Regions from separate parts of the Homo sapiens genome. Here region 1 is linked to region 2. A link is a contact called in ENCODE Hi-C or POLR2A ChIA-PET data. All regions are on one chromosome and are shown on one strand. The core of a region is the stretch at or near the end of the contact, and the rest is flanking DNA. Distances in the headings are between cores, read along the strand shown.

Evidence for each region. A loop is a pair of places that touch in the nucleus more often than their neighbours do. ChIA-PET counts read pairs that join two places held with the same protein, here RNA polymerase II (POLR2A). Pooled maps may share reads with other maps.
Region 1: a loop to region 2 is called in a map with no recorded cell type, with 5 times the contacts of the local background. The contact joins two enhancer-like sites. A Hi-C loop is called at or near these places in 2 of 37 single-sample maps with no recorded cell type and 2 of 50 pooled maps. POLR2A ChIA-PET finds 5 or more read pairs at or near these places in 6 of 52 experiments (H1, MCF 10A, OCI-LY7 and 3 more).

What each region holds. Positions count from the first base shown.
Region 1 is chr4:40,534,900-40,538,698 of GRCh38, forward strand. The region is part of intron 2 of RBM47 (RNA binding motif protein 47); the gene reads right to left. Among named protein-coding and RNA genes, the nearest start is that of MIR4802, 35 kb to the left of the region's middle. Within about 2 kb of position 1,334, at least 2 of the 41 ENCODE cell types and tissues checked have a DNase peak (open chromatin) inside an H3K27ac peak, as active enhancers do.
Region 2 is chr4:40,716,886-40,720,609 of GRCh38, forward strand. No RefSeq gene overlaps it. Among named protein-coding and RNA genes, the nearest start is that of NSUN7, 31 kb to the right of the region's middle. Within about 2 kb of position 1,831, at least 8 of the 41 ENCODE cell types and tissues checked have a DNase peak (open chromatin) inside an H3K27ac peak, as active enhancers do.

The sequences.
Region 1 (3,799 bases), core at 84-2,583, 180 kb before region 2:
ACTCCAGCCTGGGCGATGGAGCAAGACTCCGTCTCAGAAAAAAAAAAAAAAAAAAATGCAAACTCGCCTCAGACTGACGTAGGTATGTGAGCCAGCTCTGCCATGCATGAACTGTATGACCTTGTGTGAGTTCCCTGTTGTCTTTTAAGTCTGTTTTCTTATTGACAAAATAGGAATCCTAGCCCCTTCTTTAGAGATTATGGAAGAGATCAAATGAGGCTATACAAGTAAAACTGATAATACAAGTAAAAGACTTCCTTATGCCTGGCATATAGTGAACCCTCAGTAAATGTAAATCATCATTATTTTCTTAAGACCTCTAGGGTTCCTTACAACTCCAATATTTTAAGATTCCAAGAATCACTGATTACACAGGTATAGATGAACAAAAATCAGTGGGTACTGACATGCCTAGACTGAAAGGCCTGGTTTGTGTTCAGCACCTTTTCATACCAGCCTGGTATGGTATTTCTTTTTTTTTTTTTTTTTTTGAGACGGAGCCTTGCTCTGTCACCCAGGCTGGAGTGCAGTGGCACATACCAGCTCACTGCAACCTCCGCCTCCCGGGTTCAAGCGATTCTCCTGCCTCAGCCTCCTGAGTAGCCGGGATTACAGGTGCCCACCACCACGTCTGGCTAATTTTTGTATTTTTTTTTTTCGTTTTTGTTTTTGTATTTTTCAGACGGAGTCTAGCCCTGTCGCCCAGGCTGGAGTGCAGTGGCGAGATCTCGGCTCACTGCAACCTCCACCTCCCGGGGCAAGCGATTCTCCTGCCTCAGTCTACCGAGTAGCTGGGATTACCAGCGCCTGCCACCACCCCCAGCTACTTTTTGTATTTTGAGTAGAGACTGGGTTTCACCATGTTGACCAGGTTGGTCTTGAACTCCTGACCTTATGATCCGCCCACCTTGACCTCTCAAAGTGCTGGGATTACAGGCATGAGCCACCACACCTGGCCTCGTATATATTTTTTTTCCCCCTCATAGAGATGGGGTTTCACCATGTTGGCCAGGCTGGTCTCAAACTCCTGACCTCAGGTGATCCACCCGCCTTGGCCTCCCAGAGTGCTGGGATTACAGGCGTGAGCCACTGCGCCCAGCCTCTGGTATGGTATTTCAATGCCCACTTCATTCTTTGCTTGAGGTGTCACTTGTATTTTGCTGACCTTGTTCTTAGTTTCAAATAACTCATTTATTTTGCAGACATAGAAATTTTGTCATTCTTTATGAAAGCAATGCGGCTGTTCTACTGCTACTTCTTGGCAGGCAACACCTGCATAGAAACCAATGAGCATGGCTGAAGTGAATGTCAGACATTCTATTTCTGTCTGCCCACGGTGCAGCAACCACTGACACACTTGGGGCAACCTGCTTTACCCAAAGTGCAGCCCGGGATGAGGCCCCACCTCAGCAGAACTTTGATGCATGTCTAATGACTGGCTTGGAGACCTTGTTCTTGGAAACTACAGGGCTGACATTTAAGTATCACCCATGAAATTTGCCTCAAGGTTCAACGCTGACATTAGCTACCAATTTCGGCTTCATAACCTTGGAGTATTCTCTTTGCTTTCTAGAGCATTAAATACCATCCTACAAAGCATAAAGCCATTATTGACCTGTTATTCTGCCAAAAGACACATACACTTTGTTGATGCCCACAATTTTCTTTTTCTTCCTCTATGGTAGGTCCAGACCTCTTCCGTTTAGGTAGACAGGCCTCCTTTTGTAGGTAATTGTCTGCTTCCCTGCCATGTTATTGGTTGAGTCATGGCTCATATCCACCTCTCTGCCTTTGCAGTTTTTGGTGTGTGTGTGTGTGTTTTTGTTTTTTTTTTATTGTTGTTGTTGACAGAGTCTCGCTCTGTCATCCAGGCTAGAAAGCAGTGGCATGATCTCAGCTCACTATAACTTCTGCCTCCCAGGTTCAAGCAATTCTCCTGCCTCAGCCTCCTTAGTAGCTGGGATTACAGACAGCTGCCACCACGCCAGGCTAAGTTTTTGTATTTTTAGTAGAGATGAGGGGTTTCACCATGTTGGCCAGGCTGGTCTCAAACTCCTGATCTCAAATGATCTGCGCCCAGCCTGCCTTTTCAGTTTTGAAAATAGGTTATCTTGTTTGGCAAATAGCAAGACATCAAAGAGCACACAGACAAAGTAACTAACCACTAGATCTATGAAACTTTTGCCCACATGAATGAACTAATTTTATTTTATGTTATTTATTTATTTTTGAGACAGGGTCTCACTCTGTTGCCCAGGCTGGAGTGCAGTGGCATAATCATGGCTCACTGCAGCCTTGACCTCATAGGCTCAAGCAATCGTCCCACCTCAGCCTCACAAGTAGCTGGGGCTACAGGGATGCACCACCATGCCCAGCTATTTTTTTTTTCTTAAGACAGCATCTCTCTCTGTCTCCAAGACTGGAGTGTGGTGCCTCCATCTCAGCTCACTGCAGCCTTGACTGAGCCTCCGGGTCAGGAGATCCTCCTGAGTAGCTGGGACTACAGGTGCAAGCCACCACACCTGGCTAATTTTTGTAGAGATAGGGTTTCACCATTGCCCAGGCTGGTCTTGAACCCCTGGGTTCAAGCAATCTGCCTGCCTCAGCCTCCCAAAGTGCTGGGATTCCAGGCGTGAGCCACCATACCTGGCCTAATTTTTAAATTTTTTTGTAGAGACACGATCTCACTGTGTTGCCCAGGCTGATGAACTGATTTTAAAAGGGCAAATCATTAAGTTTGGAATTAGCCTTAAACTCACTGCTCTTACACTCTACCAAAAACCATTTTTCCAAATATCTGTTTGGGTCCAGAAAGCAGATCTCAGCAACATCTTAGCTTTTACAGGAAGGCTTTGTGATGAAGTCACTGGTTGTCTGTATTCACCATGGGCTAAATGTAAATTCGGCGCAATTACTCTGACAAGTCTTTTTTTTCCTTCTTTTTTTTTTTTTAGATGCGATGTCACTGTTTTGCCCAGACTAGAGTGCAGTGGCACAATCATAAATCACAGCTCACTGCAGCCTTGAACTCCTGGACTCAAGTGGTCCTCATGCCTCAGCCTCCCAAGTAGCTAGGACTACAGGCGTGTGCGTGTGCCACCATGCCCAGCTACATCAAGTCTTGGAAAGTTCTTCAGTCTGCATCATAGTGGTAATTATACATTTATGTTTATAAACAGCAAAGGACTTCAGGGTTACTTTTGCATAAGTTTTCAATACCAGCAGGCTCCATACCTAAATTAACACTGACGTCAAATTTGATCAGAGATCAGGCAGAAGGAAAGAAAAGGGAGAGGTCCAGACAAGAGGGTAGTGAATATACTCCCTGGCAAATCTGGATACAGATGAGAAAAGGGATCCAGTAACTTCTACTGCATTTTCAAATATACCATTACATATGTGAGGTAGGATGCTCTTTTATTGGTATTGTTTTTTTTTTTTTTTTTGAGACAGAGTCTTGCTCTGTCGCCAGGCTGGAGTACAATGGCACGATCTCAGCTCACTGCAACCTCCGCCTCCCGGGTTCAAGCGATTCTCCTGTCCCAGCCTCCCAAGTAGCTGGGACTAGAGGCGCACGTCACCACGGCCAGCTAATTTTTGTATTTTTAGTAGAAACAGGGTTTCACTACGTTGGCCAGGATGGTCTCGATCTTTTGACCTTGTGATCTGCCCGCCTTGGCCTCCCAAAGTGCTGGGATTATAGGTGTAAGCCATGGCGCCCAGGCTTTTTTGTTTTTTGTTTGTTTGTTTGTTTTGAGACGGAGTCTTGCTCTGTTGTCCAGGCTGGAGTGGAGTGGCA
Region 2 (3,724 bases), core at 581-3,080:
ATGTCTGTGCAAGCACCTTGTGATCTGTAAAAAAGGTATACACACATTAGGGCCAGGCGCGGTGGCTCACACCTGTAATCCCAGCACTTTGGGAGGCCGAAGCAGGTGGATCACCTGAGGTCAGGAGTCCGAGACCAGCCTGATCAACATGGAGAAACCCCATCTCTACTAAAAATACAAAATTAGCTGGGCATGGTGGTGTGTGCGTGTAATCCCAGCTACTTGGGACGCTGAAACAGGAGAATCGCTTGAACCTGGGAGGCGGAGGTTGCGGTGAGTCAAATTCTCCTAGAAGAGAGAGATATATACATGCTAGAGATATATACAAATCACGCCATTACACTCCACCCTGGGCAACAAAGTGAAACTCCATCTCATTAAAAAAAAAAAAAAAAAAAAAAAAAAAAAGGTATACACACATTAGGAAGAGAGGGTTTGTAGAGAGGACATGGTGTGCTGAATATGAAGTTTAACCTTTAAAGAATTTCTAGTAGGCATTACACTATGAAAAAACAAAGGAAATTGGCCCATGACTGTGTTTATTACAATGCTGATAATCACATTGTTTGCTGAATGTTACTATAGTACTATATAACAAAATCTAAGCACTTTGCAAAGTCCTCTATAATTTCAGCCTATTTCTTACCAAATTCTCTTAAGAAGCCCAGGATCAAGTGAACAGCCTTATTTACAGCAATCAACCACAACATTTCAAACTTAAATCATTGCATTTTAGAGCTTAAAAAAGGGTTCTAAAGAACTTTAATAACATGGACATTGTCATGATTATTATAATAACTATTATTTGTTGAGTGCTGATTGTGTCCTAAGAATGATGCTAAGGGTTTCACATATATTATCTCACTAAAGCCTTAAAATAACACTAATTGTCACTTGCTTAAAGTCATCCAGCTAATACCTGAAATAGGTTTAAAACCCTAGTCTGCTTGACTCTCAAGACTGGAATCTTGTCCTCCCTCCCCATTTTTGCCGATGAGAAAATAGACAAGCCTAGAAAGATTATATGAGTTGTCCAACATCATACAGCTATTAAGTAGCAGAACCAGAACTAAAATCTAGGCCAGGCACAGAGGCTCATACCTGTAATCCCAGCACTATGGGAGGCTACAGTGCAAGGATTGCTTGAGTCTAGCAGTTTGAGACCACCATGGGCAACACAGTGAGACCCCCTCTCTACAAAAAATTAAAAAAATTAGCTAGGCATGGTGGCATGTGCCTGTAGTACCATAAAGTAAAAAAAAAAAAAAAAAAAAAAAAAAAGAAAAGAAAAAAAAAAAGAAAGACTACATCTCCTATTCTTAAGCCCAGATTCTCTCCTTTATATAACACAGCCTGTTGGAGAACTAAGCACAGGGCACAAAATTTATTCAGTACTTAACAAAAGAAACATAGAAATAAAAACCTGAACTTCACATTCAGAAAACTAGTGATTACTGATTTTTAGTCTATTTTGCAGTCAACAGCAAAATATATTCAGTAGCCAGGATGGGAATTGGGAAAGCAGCATTAAGGCATTAAATAGGGTACATATTCATGGATCCTGGTCCCAAACTCAGTGAAGTGAACCATGATCTGTGAAAGTGGTTAGTAATCAAATGTTCCTATGGCATAGATACAGTAGAGGAATCCATGGAAGAACATAGAAAGCCTTGGAGCTAAGAAGCATGAAAGATGATTTAAAGGGGAGAGAGCTGTCCTGGATTGTTCATGGAGCAGAAACAGTCTCCCCAGATCTCTCCAAAGGGCTCTTCCCATGCCTTTGCTTTGTACCTTTGAATCTCCTGCACCTGGATGGCAGGGGGCCAAGAGGCCAGGGGAGTGTCTCAGGCCTGGGTGTTTTCAGGGCTGACCTAAACGTTCATCTCTGGAAAGCAGCAGGTGCCTTGTCAATCTCCCTAAGCCCTAGGAGAATGTAGAACAATGGCCTCCTCAGTCCCAGCAGTCAGCGCCAGCTCTCCTCAAGGCTACCTCCCTTCCATTTAAGTCCCTTTTTATTGAAGTCAGTTGAATGCTCTCTTATCCGCATTAAAGGGGCTTGGGCTGCTTGAAGCTACAATTAGATTTTTATGCCACCTGGGCATAGAAGGCTCACTTCATTTCCAATGTCTCACCATTTCAGTAGGTTTTTATTTTGAAGTTCACAATTAATTTTTGGTCAGCAAAGTATGAGATGAAAGGAAAACTAGACTGGTACACAAAATACTACCTGTGTTACACAGGGAGTCCAGGGCAAAAGACATTGTGACTCCTAACCAATCGTGAGAGGTATGCTCACAAGTGTATCAGCTCAAACCACTGTAATTGTTCCTACAACTCCCCTTGCTGGCCAATGTGAAGAGCGACACAAGAAAAATGAACACTTCTCAGTCTGTTACCTCTTCATCTTCCCTCATATCCAAATACCCCAAGAATGGAAAAAACAAGGGGGAAATGGTAAGGAAAAAAACCTAGCGTGAGGGGACTAAAATGGATAGCCTTTGTTTTCTCTGTTTTTGAGGGGCAGGGGGGTGTCAGCTATTCCAGTGGGAAATGCAATGAGATAATTATTTTGCTGAAGAAAAATGCCCTCCCCGGTGTAAAAACTGCATGCTATTCACCTTCATATACCTCATAAGAAATAACAGAAGTTACGTGGGCAAGAGTTATACCCAAAGCACCAGGGAGTCTAGATTTGTCAAAGCCATGACCTCTAGCTAATCACAGGGTAGTAGGAGAAAGTGAATTATATTTGTTAAATCTGGCAGTAATCATGATGAATTGCAAATTCCGAGTATCATCAATTTGGTTATCTCACTGAAATGACATTTTTAATTCAGTAGGAAAATTCCTGTTACATATATTTATTGAGAAATTAAAACATGACACTATACCCGATTCATTTAAATCTGATGGAAAGGTGACATCGGGAATATAGTCTATTAAATACACAAATTTCTGACAGGAACGTGCATTAGAGTGTTTTGGGAGACATAAGTAGCTATCAGCTATAAAAACTCATTGTCACTTGAAATTAGAGTAATAGTTCCTGTGCCCTGGAGCCTCATAACAGCAGATTTGTTCTTTCGTGTAGTTCTCCCATTATTAGTAGCCTCATCACTAGGTCACCTTCTGATCAAACCTTATGAACAAATTCTGTATAATCCAGAAGTGATTTTCCTCCCATTGGTTAAACTACTCTGAGAAAATAAGCTTCTTTGAAAGCCATTTTGAGGTTTTGCATTAACTCTGAAATTCCCTATTTAGTTAGTACTTTATGCTTTTCTAATAATTCATAAAATAATGTCCTCATGGCAATTATGTTTGGTGTTGATGAGCCAGAGTGATTGTATTACAGAATATCCATGATTTTTCATTGGATATTCTGTTAGCTATGATAATCCATGATTATTCATTGGACATTCAGTTAGCTAATGCAGAGGAAAAGATTTTCAAGTATCAGATCATTCCAATAAATTTTAAAAGTCTGCCTATCCTTGTTTCTGCTCATTGATCTTGCGTGTCTAACAATTATTCTGAGTTCTCTCAATGATGCTGGACATCGACATCTTTCAGGCATGACATCTAAAACAAGGACAATGATGTGGTGTTTGATGGTCAGGCCAAGCTAGAACATTGTGCAAGACTGAGGGGCTTGCAGTTGGATGCCACATTCTAAAAGGGACGTTGCCAAATGGGAGGGCCAAGTTGCAAAAATGAGGCCAGG